Linked DNA regions of Mus musculus: region 1 is linked to region 2. Evidence: chromatin loops called from intact Hi-C (ENCODE). Cell type or tissue: heart. All regions are shown on one strand. Each heading gives the region's core, and the rest is flanking DNA. Links, peaks and the distances in the headings are about the cores only. Region 1 holds the start of Samd9l (sterile alpha motif domain containing 9-like). Region 2 holds the start of Gm20559 (a long non-coding RNA gene).

Region 1 (8,336 bases), core at 280-8,279, 53 kb before region 2:
CATACATTAACTGCTGTCATCTGTAGTTTCTTAAAACTTGTATTTAAATGGGGATTTTAAGATCACTGGAGTCTTATGTTAATGGTCTCCTGTGTTAATATTATATGCAACCATGAGGTCACACAACCTCATGATATCCTTAGTGGTGTCATTAGAAGAGGAAGAGAGACACAAGTGAGCCAGCTTGCTTCTAACTAAAGCTGTGTTGCTCTATCTGTGCCCTCTGCAGAGATCTCGGGCAGCTGGAAGGTGCTCCTGAGGTGCAGGTCCTTCTCCTGGGACTTCCTAGATTCCAAAACCCATAAGAAACACATTTAAAAATATATGAATCACCTAGTCTGTGGTCTTCAGTTATAGCAACAGAACATATGATAAACTAATAGTAAATATAGTAAATAAATAAATAACTGGTACTCCCAGGGAGATCAGTTAAACAGACTCATAATTTGCCTTGAATCTGTAAATTACTGTTGATAAGATTGCCATTTTTACTATGCAAGCCCAATCTATGAGCATGGGAAAGCTCTCCATCTTCTGATATGTTCTTCAGTTTCCTTATTCAAAGACTTGAAGTTCTTCTCAGGTGGGTCTTTCATTTGTTTGGCTAGAATTACACCACGATATTTTATGTTACTTGGGTCTATTGTGAAGGGTGTTGTTTCCCTGATTTCTTTCTCAGCCCATTTATCATTTGTATAAAGGTGAACTACTGATTTTTTTTTAGTTAATTTTGCATCCAGCAGTCACTTTGCTGAAGGTGTTTATCAGCTGTAGGAGTTCTTTTTGTAGAGTTTTTTGGGTCACTTATGTATACCTCGACTGTGCAGCTTGCTCTTCATGTGGGTACTAAACAACTGGCGGGGGTGGGGTGGGGAGATGTCCTTTAATCTTTTCTGCCTGTGGATCCTGTTGCCCTAACCTGGCTGCTTTGTCTGGCTTCAGTGGGAGAGGATGCACCTAGCCCTGCAGAGACTTGATGTTGAGGGGGTTGGGGAGATATTCCACCCTTTCAAAAGAGAAGGGGAGGTGGAATTGTGGAGGAACTGTGGGGACTGGGGGGAATGGGATGAGGGATTTGATTGATTGGGATGTATAGTGAGTAAATAAATTAATTAATGGGTAAAAAAAAATCCTCAGACTTTAGGTCTTTGGGTTTTACCCAAACAAACCAGCAGGTGGCATAGTTGGCACTAAAGAGCAGAAAAAGAGAAAAAAAGCATTTCAGGAAGTCTCTTTCTGTATCAGAATCGAAACTGGAAACTGAAGCAGAGGTGGTTTTTTACTTCCTTACACTCTTGCCAGCATTAGCCACACCCTGGTGTCTCTCAGCCAGTTTAAGCTGGTGTTAAGGTAGACAAGCAGACTGGTTAAGACCACCAAGACTAAATGAAGTTGTTTGTCACGGACATCTTGGGAGGAAGAGAATACAGATACCAGACATTTTCTTTACTAAAATGGACAGGTTTTGTTTTCTTTTTTCCTTTTAAACGATTTTTTATGTAGAAGAAATTTGAAAATTTGGGTAAGTACAAAATTTCTTCTTTCCTATTATTGTTGTTGCTATTGGTGTCTACAGCAACAGTTTATGGAAGAGGGAAAAGTAAACTTTGAGGTTAGAATGTTTTAAGTATATTCTAAAACAAAGCTGGTAATTTTCTGAGCTTAAAATTGCTGGTCTGTGTGTTGTTGTAAATGGTACTGTGGCTATAACATAAACATTCCATTAAAAAAAATGTTTTTGAAAATAAGGCACAGTTCTATTAATAGCCCTTAAAGAAAAGCAGCATCTTCAACAAGAAAAAAAAAAAGCACTTTAATGTTCTATTAGTGCAAAACATAGTCCTCCAGTCACTGTAAGGAACAGGCAGTCTAGAAAATTACATCCTCCATAGTGTGTTGGACTTTAATGTCAAGTCTATATGTTGGAGGCAAAAACAGAATGTTCACAGAGCTTCTGCCAGAAAGTTTTGGAATCATGGCAGTTTTATGTGCCTGGTAAGAATCAGGGGCTGAGATCTGATATTTCCCCCCAAATGTCATTCAAGGGCCTAGGGGAACAATGTTATTGAAGTTCTTTAACCTCTCTGAGAAAAACTGACAAGTCCTACAATTCTCCTGTGTGTGTGTGTGTGTGTGTGTGTGTGTGTCTGTGTGTGCGTGTATGTGTGTGCCTGTGTGTGTGTGTGTGTGTATGTGTATGTGTGTGTGTATGTGTGTGTGTATGTGTGTGTATATGTGTGTGTGTGTATGTTCAGTCATATAAATTCTATCTCTTCTTTATACTATATAAGCTCATGAGCAATTCTGGGAACACTCTAAAATACATGCACACACAGTCACACACACACCCCACTTATTTTTAGTTCTAATTAGCCTTCCTCTGGTTTTCTTTTCCTAAGGGATTTTTATATATGTGTGATTCTGCAGCACATTTTAAGGTTTGTGCAAGCCTTTTAGAAGCACGGATAGCCTGAAGAAACCATTAATACAGTGGCTTATACAGTCTCCAAAGTGGCCTCTTCTGTGGGTTTAGGGGATTGATTCAAGGAAGAGCTTTTAAGTCTGAACATAGGCATTAGAGCAGAAGTTCTCAACCTGTGAGTCTTGACAGGGGATGCCTAAGACCATCAGAAAACACAGATATTTACTTTATAATTCATAACAGTCACACAGTTACAGTTATGAAGTAGCAAGGGAATAATTTTATGGGTGGGGGAGGGGGGTCACCAGACTGTGAGGTGCTGTATTAAAGGGTTTCAGCATTAGGGAGGTCAAGAACCACTGTTTTAGAGGGAGCACTGTGAAAAGTGAAACCTGTTCAGTTTCATAAGTTGGGAGTGAAAATTCATCCCTTTTTTGGTATTTGCTTAGTTTCTCAACCAAGTATTTCTGCCCATATCTCTCTGCCTCCAACCCTGCCATGAGAACTCAAGCTTATATTCTGATATGTTTCTTAGCTCAGGTATGAATAATCCATCTGACTCATGACTTCATCTTGCATTTTGTACTCTTACACCGAGATAGGTGGGGACCGACATATGTATAACTGTGAGAAGAAATTTTTACTGCTGAATTTAGGAAGACTTCAGGTGTCCCGATTAGAGGTTGCATAAGAGCCCTGGGCTTGTAATCAAGAGCCTGGGGACACCAGGCATCCAAATGGCCATCATGTGCTCACTCATGTGTTGGGAGGGACTGGGCAGCAGAGGTGGTTGGACAGCATAGCAAAACCAGGGAGTGAGTAGCTGAGGGTCAGAGCTGGAGAGTTGCATGTGAGTATATGAGGCTTTGCTTCTATGTAAGAGTAACGAGTGGGCAGTGGGATCAGGAGTTAGACATCTATAATATCAGTAAAGATGGTCCTTTCCTGCCTCCTTCCTCTTGCTCACGTGAGATCACGTGTTCAGAAGGAAATGGTGACAGACTGCTGGTGGCAGTACTCTGTCATTTACACATCTCTTTATCATGCCTGGGTCATTTCTGTTGAGTCCATAAACGTTTCCTCCAGGAAGATGTGGACAGAAGATGTGGAAATGGATGCTCTGGAGATCTGTTTTGCTTTTCAGCTTGCTAATTAAACAGAATTAGAAAACTGTGATGATGAAAGTGCTGCGAAGCTCACCGCTGGCTTGGACCAGGCCAAGGTGGGCTGCTGCACACAGAGACGTCAGCTCTTTCAATGCCTGTGTCATTCAGAATCTTCCCTTTCTGCTCTCACCAGTGCTAGATATGCTGGAATGTTATAAACTTACATCAAGTAGTATACCTACCTGGCCGTTTATAGATATGAAGTTTAGACATGAAGAAACAGGCTCTATAGTGAATTGTGCACTTTTTCCAGGAAATAAAGAGTAGAATCTTTGTTTTAAAACAAGGCCAATCAAGTGATAAACGTTACTACAATAAGCTGTAAAGTACAAAAAGTGTTGGAATTGAGCAGGCTTCTGGCATGGGAAACTTGATCATTTGGAATATATAACTTTAAGGATTGTGCTATTGAGCCATTCTTGGTGGCTTACATGTATCCACAGTGAGATGTGCTTGCATGGTAGAGACGAATCCAATGTTTCAACACCATCCCAACCACTTACAAAAGATATCACACACACACACACACACACACACACACACACACACACACACACACACACACACACAAACTCACAATGTTATAAGTAAGTTTATAACTTTGGGTGGACTATTTTTATATCTTTCCTCATCCTAGTGCAGCCAGGAAGCCATGGGTTGCTGCATGCTGGCCTGAGGCTTACAAGGACCCGGTACACCAGGGAGGCAGGCTGGGGCTGAAAGCGACTTAGATGTTGAGAGGTTAATGGAGCCAAGACAGGATTCTGTTCAAGGCTCTCTAGTTTACTACTAGAGTCTACTTATAAAAGGGGAAGGCCCATTACCCGCCAGTCCATTCTTGGTGTCTGGAGCCAGCCTGTAGGTGATATGCAGAATAGGATGTTCCTATGGAATATCTAGGGGGCTTCTCAGCAGGTAGCAGTGTCTTGGAGAGAGCATTGGCAGGTGGCAGAACAAAAGAGCCATCTAGGTCAGAAGGCTCCACCTTAGGTAATTTTCTTCTCAGTGGCAGCAAGGTCAAAGTCTGAATCAGCCTACTTCAGGGCTGAGGGAGGCTATAATGGGTTAGATAAGCCTGCAAGATATAAATAAAACATTTTTCTGTCTGCTTTTGTGAAAGTTGAAGTGGACAAAGTACATGGAAATGTCATAATAACGGGCTAGAGAGGTGGCTCAGTGAATAAGGAGAGCACTTGTGTGTGCAAATATGAGAACTTGAGTCAACTCTCAGTTCTCACATCCAAAACTCAGAAGTAGTGAACTGCTGTAACCCAAGCCCTGTGTGTGCTGGAGTCTGGAAGATTGTTGGTTCTTGCTGGTTGCCAGCTTAACCACAGTATGGGTAAGAAAACCTGCTTCAGAGTAAAAAGTGAGTAGTAATAGCAGAGTCTCCCAATGCCTTAAACCACACAAGGACATTCACATGAGAGCTATTTTCCCTCCCTCCCTCTCTTCCTCCTTCTTTGTCTGCCTTTACAAAAGCACACAGACATGCAAGTCCACAAATTTAATGCAAATAAGTAAAAAATTTTAATATCATCATAATAAAACCCCTTATTTCCTATGCTGACTAAAAATGTTAGTGAAGCAATGGACAGAGAGAATGAGTGGGGCGTTATTAATGATATGCTGGTATTGTAAACTCAGTTTATAAACTGGAAACTTAAATTCATAGGGTAAGAGTCCTCTTCATTGAAAACAGTCCGATTATTCAGGAAGTTTATTCCACTTCAAAATCTGCAAGCAGGATGTTAATCTTTCTATTAGACTTTCACCTCTCTCTCTCTCTCTCTCTCTCTCTCTCTCTCTCTCTCTCTCTCTCTTTCTCTCTCTCTCACACACACACACACACACACACACACACACACACACACTTATGCACACACATTCGCTCACACACAAACTGGGGGGCAGGGCAAACCATAGGAGATATAAGAAGATTGTCTAGAAACAAGTTTTCTTCTAAAAATCCACCACACAAATATGTATAAAATGTAGTGTTTCAAATTGCAAACTGAAACCTAGTGAGGTGTTTGTATGACTCTCTTGTCTAAGGAGCCTTAGTAATGGTGAGGGTATTCTCGTGTGCTGGGAATCCGAGCCCAAGTCTACTGCTGAGCTATATCCACTAGGCAGATAACTTTGAGTTAGGATTTGAAGAAATTAAAGAAAACAGTACTAAGAATTCACTGTGAGTGGAATAAAGAGGTCAAAGCTAGTCCTGAAATCTGCTGTAGAAATACAAAGTGATGAAACAGTAAGATGTGAATACCTAGACTTGTTCTAGTCCTTACCCTTATTTCTAGGCCACATGACAGTCTTGTTTCTACACAGCTTCTATTTTAGTTTTGGGTACCCTTTTGGATAAAGTTCATGGGAAACCTGAAAATTCTCTTCTGTTAGAAAAGAGTGTGGAGTTGGCTGTGCCTTTAGAGAATTTGTGAATAGAGATAGAGGTAGGTGCCTAAGTTGGAAGGTAAACTGCCATTCAACCCTGGTTCCAGGGGCCTGAGAGAACAAGAAATGGTACAGTTACAACAGGTTATTGTGCAGCCAAGTGCACCTTTAGACAATTTGTTTCTGCCTACACAGCTACCTTCAGTATTCACAGTCTTTGTGCATCTGATTGACAAGCCTCTTGAGAATTTAACTACAGCTGCTGGTTCATGCCTTGTGTCTACTTGCCTAGACAACTGGTCTGCAGCTGCTGAGTTGTATTTGTGTTTGCTATGGGACTGAACTACTACCAAAGATGATCAAGCTCACCTCCAAAAAACTATTGCTAAACAGGTCCACTTCCCTCATATCCTAATAGCTTTTCTCTTCTACTACCTCTGTTGGGTAGTAGGCTAGAGGAGAAGATGAACCCTTATTAAAAGTTGGTTGCAAAAAATTTATGCCCACAGGGTACTGTTGTGAATCATCAGAAAAAGAGAACACAAGTTAAGCCAGGAACATGGACCAATATTTGTGCCTTTTACAATGTGAGTTTTTTCCACACACTCTCTCTCTCTCTTCTCTCTCTCTCTCTCTCTCTCTCTCTGTATATATATATATATATGTGTGTGTGTGTGTGTGTGTGTGTGTGTGTTTTCTTCATTTACATATCAAATGCTATCTCCAAAGCCACCTATACCCTTTCCCTGCCCTGCTCTCCAACCCACCCACTCCGTCTTCCTGGTCCTGGCATTCCCCTGTACTGGGGCATAGAATTTTCACAATACCAAGGGTCTCTCCTCCCATTGATGGCTGACTAGGCCATCCTCTGCCACATAAGCAACTAGAGACACAGCTCTGGGGGTACTGGTTAGTTCATAGCGTTGTTCCTCCTTTAGGGTTGCAGACCCCTTCAGCTCCTTGGGTACTTTCTCTAACTCCTTCATTAGGGGATAGATGACTGTGAGCATCAACTTCTGTATTTGCCAGGCATTGGCATAGCCTAACAAGAGAGAGCTATGTCAGGGTCCTGTCAGCAAAATCTTTCTGGCATATGCAATAGTGCCTGCTTTTGGTGGTTGTATATGGGATGGATCCCTGAGTAGGGCAGTCTCTGGATAGTCTTTCCTTTTGTCTCAGCTCTGAACTTTGTCTCTATAATTCCTTCAATGGGTATTTTGTTCCCCATTCTAAGAAGGAACAAAGTATCCACACTTTGGTCTTCTTTCTTCTTGAGGTTCATGTGTTTTACAAATTGTGTCTTGGATAGTCTAAGTTTCTGGGCTACTATCAGCTTATCAGTGAGTGCATATCATTAGTGTTCTTTTGTGATTGGGTTACCTCCCTCAGGATGATGCCCTCCAGATGCATCCATTTGCCTAAGAATTTCATAAATACATTGTTTTTAATTTCTGAGTAGTACTCCATTGTGTAAATATACCACATTTTCTGTATCCATTCCTCTGTTAAGGGACATCTGGGTTCTTTCCAGCTTCTGGCTATTATAAATAAGGCTGCTATGAGCATAGTGGAGCATGTGTCCTTATTACCAGTTAGAATATCTTCTGGGTATATGCCCAGGAGAGGAATTGCTAGATCTTCCATTAGCATTATGTGCAATTTTCTGAGGAACTGCCAGACTGATTTCCACATTGATTGTACCAGCTTGCAATCCCACCAACAATGGAGGAGTGTCCTTCTTTCTCCACATCCTCAGCATCGGCTGTCACCTGAATTTTTGATCTTAGGCATTCTGACTGGTGTGAGGTGAAATTTCAGGGTTGTTTTGATTTGCATTTCCCTGATGATTAAGGATGTTGAACATTTTTTCAAGTGCTTCTCAACCATTTGGTAATCCTCAGTTGAGAATTCTCTGTTTAAATCTGGGCCCCATTTTTGATAGGGTTATTTGATATTCTGGAGTCCATCTTCTTGAGTTCTTTATAGATATTGGATATTATTTCCCTATCTGATTTAGGATTGGTAAAGATCCTTTCGCAATCTGTTTGTGGCCTTTTTGTCTTATAGACAATGCGTTTTGCCTTACAGAAGCTTTGGAATTTTATTAGGTCCCATTTATTTTATTTTGTCAGTTCTTGATCTTACAGCACAAGACATTGCTGTTCTGTTCAGGAATTTTCCCCCTGTGCCCATATCTTCAAGGCTTTTCTGAATTTTCTCCTCTATAAGTTTCAGTGTCTCTGGTTTTACATGAAGTTCCTTGATCCACGTAGACTTGGCCTTAGTAAAAGGAGATAAGAATGGATCAATTCATATTTTTCTACATGATAACCGCCAGTTGTACCACCACC
Region 2 (8,336 bases), core at 73-8,072:
GTCCAGGTCTATGAGTACATATAAACATTCAGAAAGCTGTTTGACATGTTCATTTAGGAAAACATCAACAAATTGATGTCCCCAGCATAGGCTTTTGACAAAATTTAGAAACCAGACATAAATTTCTTTCTGTGAAGTAGAACACAAATTCAGTCAGAAAAGAGTTGACAGCCATGCACAGTGACAGATCTTGCCTGGCATGTCAATATATAGAGTGACTAGCTGGATAAGATCATCAAGCACATTCTATGCCAGCAGCCTGCATGGCACTTTTAAAAAGTCCCAAAATATCCTTAGCCATCAGTACCACTGCAGGGCTTGTGTTGTTTTTACTCAGAGGGAACAGATTTTTTTTTTTTAATTAATAGTGTATTTGAATTCTCCAAGGGATGCTTAACAACTTTTTGTGGCACTATTCTTTTAATGGCTTGTTCAGTATAAAAATTTATAAATACTAATAGCAAAATCAAAGTGATCTTCTGAAGTATTGTCATTTCAATAAAAATGTTAGCTTTCCTTGAAACTGACATACATTAACTGCTGTCATCTGTAGTTTCTTAAAACTTGTATTTAAATGGGGATTTAAAGATCACTGGAGTCTTATGTTAATGGTCTCCTGTGTTAATATTATATGCAACCATGAGGTCACACAACCTCATGATATCCTTAGTGGTGTCATTAGAAGAGGAAGAGAGACACAAGTGAGCCAGCTTGCTTCTAGCTAAACCTGTGTTGCTCTATCTGTGCCCTCTGCAGAGATCTCGGGCAGCTGGAAGGTGCTCCTGAGGTGCAGGTCCTTCTCCTGGGACTTCCTAGATCCCAAAACCCATAAGAAACACATTTAAAAATATATGAATCACCTAGTCTGTGGTCTTCAGTTACAGCAACAGAACATATGATAAACTAATAGTAAATATAGTAAATAAATAAATAACTGGTACTCCCAGGGAGATCAGTTAAACAGACTCATAATTTGCCTTGAATCTGTAAATTACTGTTGATAAGATTGCCATTTTTACTATGCAAGCCCAATCTATGAGCATGGGAAAGCTCTCCATCTTCTGATATGTTCTTCAGTTTCCTTCTTCAAAGACTTGAAGTTCTTCTCAGGTGGGTCTTTCATTTGTTTGGCTAGAATTACACCACGATATTTTATATTACTTGGGTCTATTGTGAAGGGTGTTGTTTCCCTGATTTCTTTCTCAGCCCATTTATCATTTGTATAAAGGTGAACTACTGATTTTTTTTTTTTTACTTAATTTTGCATCCAGCAGTCACTTTGCTGAAGGTGTTTATCAGCTGTAGGAGTTCTTTTTGTATAGTTTTTAGGGTCACTTATGTATACCTCAACTGTGCAGCTTGGTCTTCATGTGGGTACTGAACAACTGGCAGGGGTAGGGTGGGGAGATGTCCTTTAATCTTGCCTGCCTGTGGATCCTGTTGCCCTAACCTTGCTGCTTTGTCTGGCTTCAGTGAGAGAGGATGCACCTAGCCCTGCAGAAACTTGATGTTGAGGGGGTTGGGGAGATATTCCACCCTTTCAGAAGAGAAGGGGAGGTGGAATTGTGGAGGAACTGTGGGGACTGGGGGGAATGGGATGAGGGATTTGATTGATTGGGATGTATAGTGAGTAAATAAATTAATTAATGGGTAAAAAAACCCTCAGACTTTAGGTCTTTGGGTTTTACCCAAACAAACCAGCAGGTGGCATTGTTGGCACTAAAGAGCAGAAAAAGAGAAAAAAAGCATTTCAGGAAGTCTCTTTTTATATCAGAATCGAAACTGGAAACTGAAGCAGAGGTGGTTTTCACTTCCTTACACTCTTGCCAGCATTAGCCACACCCTGGTGTCTCTCAGCCAGTTTAAGCTGGTGTTAAAGTAGACAAGCAGACTGGTTAAGACCACCAAGACTAAATGAAGTTGTTTGTCACAGACATCTTAGGAGGAAGAGAATACAGATACCAGACATTTTCTTTACTAAAATGGACAGTTTTTTTTTCTTTCTTTTTTTCCTTTTAAAAGATTTTTTATATAGAAGAAATCTGAAAATTTGGGTAAGTACAAAATTTCTTCTTTCCTATTATTGTTGTTGCTATTGGTGTCTACAGCAACAGTTTATGGAAGAGGGAAAAGTAAACTTTGAGGTCAGAATGTTTTAAGTATATTCTAAAACAAAGGTGGTAATTTTCTGAGCTTAAAATTTCTGGTCTGTGTGTTGTTGTAAATGGTACTGTGGCTATAACATAAACATTCCATTAAAAAAATGTTTTTGAAAATAAGGCACAGTTCTATTATTAGCCCTTAAAGAAAAGCAGCATCTTCAACAAGAAAAAAAAATTTTAATGTTCTATTAGTGCAAAACATAGTCCTCTAGTCACTGTTGTAATCAAGAGCCTGGGGACACCAGGCATCCAAATGGCCATCATGTGCTCACTCATGTGTTGGGAGGGACTGGGCAGCAGAGGTGGTTGGACAGCATAGCAAAACCAGGGAGTGAGTAGCTGAGGGTCAGAGCTGGAGAGTTGCATGTGAGTATATGAGGCTTTGCTTCTATGTAAGAGTAACGAGTGGGCAGTGGGATCAGGAGTTAGACATCTATAATATCAGTAAAGATGGTCCTTCCCTGCCTCCTTCCTCTTGCTCACGTGAGATCACGTGTTCAGAAGGAAATGGTGACAGACTGCTGGTGGCAGTACTCTGTCATTTACACATCTCTTTATCATGCCTGGGTCATTTCTGTTGAGTCCATAAACGTTTCCTCCAGGAAGATGTGGACAGAAGATGTGGAAATGGATGCTCTGGAGATCTGTTTTGCTTTTCAGCTTGCTAATTAAACAGAATTAGAAAACTGTGATGATGAAAGTGCTGCGAAGCTCACCGCTGGCTTGGACCAGGCCAAGGTGGGCTGCTGCACACAGAGACGTCAGCTCTTTCAATGCCTGTGTCATTCAGAATCTTCCCTTTCTGCTCTCACCAGTGCTAGATATGCTGGAATGTTATAAACTTACATCAAGTAGTATACCTACCTGGCCGTTGTTAGATATGAAGTTTAGACATGAAGAAACAGGCTCTATAGTGAATTGTGCACTTTTTCCAGGAAATAAAGAGTAGAAACTTTGTTTTAAAACAAGGCCAATCAAGTGATAAACGTTACTACAATAAGCTGTAAAGAACAAAAAGTGTTGGCATTGATCAGGCTTCTGGCATAGGAATTTTGATCATATGAAATATATAACTTTAAGGATTGTGGTATTGAGCTGTTCTTGGTAGCTTATGTGCATCCATACTGAGATGTTAATGGAGGTGTTTATGAGGAAGTTTGCTGTTGCAGTCCCTTGCATGGTAGAGGAGAATCCAATATTTCAACACCATGCCATCCACTTAGAAAAGAAATCTCTCTCTCTCTCTCACACACACAAACTCACAATGTTATAAGTAAGTTTATAACTTTGGGTTGAACTATTTTTATATCTTTGCTCATCCTAGTGCAGCCAGGAAGCCATGGGTTGCTGCATGCCGGCCTGAGGCTTACAAGGACTCGGTACACCAGGGAGGCAGGCTGGGGCTACAAGCAATTAGATGTTGAGAGGTTAATGGAGCCAAGACAGGATTTTGTTCAAGGCCCTTCAGTTTACTACTAGAGTCTACTTATAAAAGGGGAAGGCCCATCCCCTGCCAGTCCATTCTTGGTGTCTGGAGCCAGCCTGTAGGTGATATGCAGCATAGGATGTTCCTCCAGAATGTATCACCTGCTTCTCAGCAGGTAGCAGTGTCTTGGAGAGAGCAGTGGCAGGTGGCAGAACAAAAGAGCCATCTAGGTCAGAAGGCTCCACCTTAGGTAATTTCCTTCTCAGTGGCAGCAAGGTCAAAGTCTGAATCAGCCTACTTCAGGGCTGAGGGAGGCTATAATGGGTTAGATAAGCCTGCAAGATATAAATAAAACATTTTTCTGTCTGCTTTTGTGAAATTTGAAGTGGACAGAACACATAGAAATGTCATAATAAAGGGCTAGAGAGGTGGCTCAGTGAATAAGGAGAGCACTTGTGTGTGCAAATATGAGAACTTGAGTCAACCCTCAGTTCTCACTTCCAAAACTCAGAAGTAGTGAACTGCTGTAACCCAAGCCCTGTGTGTGCTGGAGTCTGGAAGATTGTTGGTTCTTGCTAGTTGCCCGCTTAACCACAGTATAGGTAAGTAAACCTCCTTCAGAGTCAAAAAGTGAGAAGTAATAGCAGAGTCTCCCAATGCCTTAAACCACACAAGGACATTCACATGAGTGCTATTTTCCCTCCCTCCCTCCTCCTCCCTCCCTCCTTCTCTGCCTGCCCCCACAAAAGCACACAGACATACAAGTCCACAAATTTAATGCAAATAAGTAAAAAATTTAAATATCATCATAATAAAACCCCTTATTTCCTATGCTGACTAAAAATATTAGTGAAGCAATGGACAGAGAGAATGAGTGGGGCGTTATTAATGATATGCTGGTATTGTAAACTCAGTTTATAAACTGGCAACTTAAATTCATAGGGTAAGAGTCATCTTCATTGAAAACAGTCCAGTTATTCAGGAAGTTTATTCCACTTCAAAATCTGCAAGCAGGATGTTAATCTTTCTATTAGACTTTCACCTCTCTCTCTCTCTCTCTCCCTCTCTCTCTCTGCCTCTCTCTCTCTCTCCCTCCCTCCCTCTCTCTCTCTCTCTCTCTCACACACACACACACACACACATGCATGCACACACATTCGCTCACACACATACTGGGGGGGAGGGTAAACCATAGGAGATATAAGAAGATTGTTTAGAAACAAGTTTTCTTCTAAAAATCCACCACACAAATATGTATAAAATGTAGTGTTTCAAATTGCAAACTGAAACCTAGTGAGGTGTTTGTATGACTCTCTTGTCTAAGGAGCCTTAGTAATGGTGAGGGTATTCTCGTGTGCTGGGAATCCGAGCCCAAGTCTACTGCTGAGCTATATCCACTAGGCAGATAACTTTGAGTTAGGATTTGAAGAAATTAAAGAAAACAGTACTAAGAATTCACTGTGAGTGGAATAAAGAGGTCAAAGCTAGTCCTGAAATCTGCTGTAGAAATACAAAGTGATGAAACAGTAAGATGTGAATACCTAGACTTGTTCTAGTCCTTACCCTTATTTCTAGGCCACATGACAGTCTTGTTTCTACACAGCTTCTATTTTAGTCATTTTTAAATTTCATCATGTATTTCAGAGGCAGCACCGGCTTTTTTTAAATGAAGAATGGTGTATATGAACTGAGTCTGTCTGCATGATGCAGCTCTGATTTCTTGGTACGTTCATTTAAGTAGCTTCCCATATTCAGTGTCCTTGTTCCCATTCACAGAAAATACATCCTGTACTGGCTAGTTTTGTGTCAACTTGACACAGCTGGAGTTATCACAGAGAAAGGAGCTTCAGTTGAGGAAATGCCTCTATGAGGTCCAACTGTAAGGCATTTTCTCAATTAGTGATCAAGGGGGAAAGGCCCCTTGTGGGTGGGACCATCTCTGGGCTGGTAGTCTTGGTTCTATAAGAGAGCAGGCTGAGCAAGCCAGGGGAGGCAAGCCAGTAAAGAACATCCCTCCATAGCCTCTGCATCAGCTCCTGCTTCCTGACCTGTTTGAGTTCCAGTCCTGACTTCTTTCAGTGATGAACAGCAATGTGGAAATGTAAGCTGAATAAACCCTTTCCTCCCCAACTTGCTTCTTGGTCATGTTGTTTGTTCAGGAATAGAAACCCTAACTAAGACACATCCCTAAGCAGAAACTACTGCGGTAAGTAGTTCAACTCTGCCTGTCCTTGAACTTCAGTGAGATCCACTCACACAGTGTGTTCTCTGTGCTGGTGGCACTGTAGTTCCTTTCCTCTTACTTCACTGACACTTACTCTGTGTGGCTGAGTTAGCACTTCACTTCTTTTTTCTCCACCAAAATTGTTGAGTTATAAGGTAGATATACATTTAATTGGATATTAGCAATCAAGTTCTTCTTTCAAATTAGCCGGAACAAATTGTGTTCCTACCAGCACATTGCAAAAGCTCCCATCTTTGCATACACCAATGTTTGGGTTCTGGGGTTTTAACATCAGCTACGCTGGTTGGCATGTGCTATTATTAATCCATGCAGTTTAATTTTGAATGTGTGTAACTGGTTAAGGTTTTGGAACTGCTGCAGATTCTGATCTACTGCATCCACCCATGTGACTTTCAAAAGCCTCACGGGGTTACCATCCTCCAATTAGTCCTATCTTTTACTCATCTCCAACCCAGAACCAGCAAATTGTCACCTAAACAAAGAACAAGCTATATGCGCATGTACTAAAAGCAAAAACCCGCCAAAAGTCACCAGCCCATTTCTGGGGCACTGGTCCATCCCCCAGGGCACTAGCCCAACCCCTGGGGCGTTTAGCCTATCCCTAGGGTGCATGAGATTCGTGGGTGTAGCTACCAGTCCTAGTTTAGACATGTCACCAAAAAGTATTTAAGCCACACACTTTCTGAGCCTTCTTTGTCTACCTCAATATGTTATGAAGTAAAGTTAACCACGAAAGAATCTGGCGTGTCCTGTGTCTGTTTCTGCTGGCGGGAACAGGCTCAGGATACTTGGTGCTCGAAACCCGGGGAAAAAACGCCTTAACAACGTGCAGCACCAGGGAGGAGACCCTCAGACCAACCGGAGCAGGTTCAGAACCATGGTGGATTCAGCTCCGAGAGAATACTGATACTGTAAGTGACTTTGATCCTTCTTAATCCCTCCCCTTAACAGGAAGGCACTGAAAGCCTTTTGTTCTCGTGCTGGCTGTGTTAACCCTATTTCTCCTGGTTTGATCCTGCACTCACCAGAAGTGGTGCTGAAATTTTTGACTGCTGTTAAGCACAGTCAGAGGGACGTTGATAAGCCGCAGTGCTTGTCCCATATTTAAGTCTCTCCTGTAGATAAGGGAGCAGTATGGGAACTTCACATTCTGTGATTACAGCACTGCAGTCTGTCTTAAAGCAGCGTGAGATAAAAATCTCTACAAGAACCTTAGAGACATTCATCAGGGAAATTGAACGTATAGCACCTTGGTAGTGTGTTCAGGGTCGTTAACTCTTTACTCTTGGGAGAAATTAAGGGAGACTTAGCTAAGTAACAACAGAATGGAATTATGCCATTATGCCATTATGGAAACTGGTGAGATCGTGCCTGGAGGATGAGAGATGCCGTCCAGCAATAATAACAGGGCAGGGAATATTGGAAGAATTACAGGACAGTATGGCAGAAACGGAGCGGTATGATAGGTTAAGAGCTCTAAAAAGGAAAAATGTGCACAAGAAGCAAAGCCCTTCCAGAGACCTTGAGTCTGAGGAAGTGAAAAGTTTGGGAATAAATTCCTGGGGAGAGAAAAGAGATAAGGAGAAAGTTCAGGAAAAGAAAAGCCTTTATCTGGTAAAGGAACTAGAGGCTTTAAAGCTTGATAGTTTAAAATCAGATGAGCTTAGTTTCTCTGAGGAAGAGGAGTTAGAATATCAGGCAGCTCACTATAAAACAGAAAGATACCATCCAGAGGAAAGGCGAGTGAAGAAATCAGAGAAAAAAATTAAAAGTTACTAGAGACACAGAGCAGGCCACCTCTAGGCCTTCTAGTCTCAATACTCCTCCACTTTATGTGGAGAAATTTTATTCTGATTCTTTTCTTTCAAAGGAGGAAAAGAAAAAATTATATCAGGCATTTCCTGTCTTTGAAGCTGCAGATGGAGGGCGAGTACACGCCCCTGTGGAGTATATTCAGATAAAAGAACTTGCTGAGTCGGTTTGCAATTATGGAGTTAGTGCCAACTTCACTATCTCCCAAATTGAAAGATTTGCTACTTTAGCCATGACCCCAGGAGACTGGCAGACAACAGTGAAGGCTGCACTCCCTAATATGGGACAATATATGGAGTAGAAAGCGTTGTGGCATGATGCTTCTCAGGTGCAGGCCAAGGTCAATGCCACTGCTGAAGGCAATCAGAGAAATTGGACATTTGAATTATTAAAAGGACAAGGGCAATATGCTAATAATCAGACGAATTATGATTGGGGAGCATACACTCAAATCTCCGCTGCTGCCATTAAGGTGTGGAAAGCACTTTCCAAAAAGGGAAAGTCTGGAAGATACCTGACAAAAATTATACAAAATCCTCAGGAGTCATTCTCAGACTTTGTAGCTAGAATGACAGAGGCAGCAGGCAGAATTTTTGGAGACTCTGAACAGGCAATGCCTTTAGTGGAACAGTTGATTTATGAGCAAGCCACTCAAGAATGCAGAGCAGCAATTACACCCAGAAAGAGCAAA

Evidence for each region. Peaks named below come from ENCODE experiments on the same cell type or tissue, not always from the same donor. Only the 100,000 strongest peaks of a DNase experiment are listed, where the experiment ranks them.
Region 1: it touches region 2 in a loop (7-fold over the local background); 17 of 42 quality-filtered maps call a loop at or near these places.

What each region holds. Positions count from the first base shown.
Region 1 is chr6:3,392,454-3,400,789 of GRCm38, reverse strand. It overlaps Samd9l (sterile alpha motif domain containing 9-like), which reads left to right and starts at 1,219. Exons shown (of 2, transcript NM_010156.3): 1 at 1,219-1,522. In heart, for the core only: a CTCF peak has its summit at 1,184 (motif pointing right); DNase peaks (open chromatin) are centred at 909, 1,289, 3,139 and 4,369.
Region 2 is chr6:3,339,571-3,347,906 of GRCm38, reverse strand. Gm20559 (a long non-coding RNA gene) reads left to right here and starts at 1,766. Exons shown (of 4, transcript XR_003956390.1): 1 at 1,766-2,054; 2 at 5,233-5,311; 3 at 6,611-6,744. In heart, for the core only: a CTCF peak has its summit at 1,702 (motif pointing right); a DNase peak (open chromatin) is centred at 1,826; H3K4me3 peaks cover 716 bases.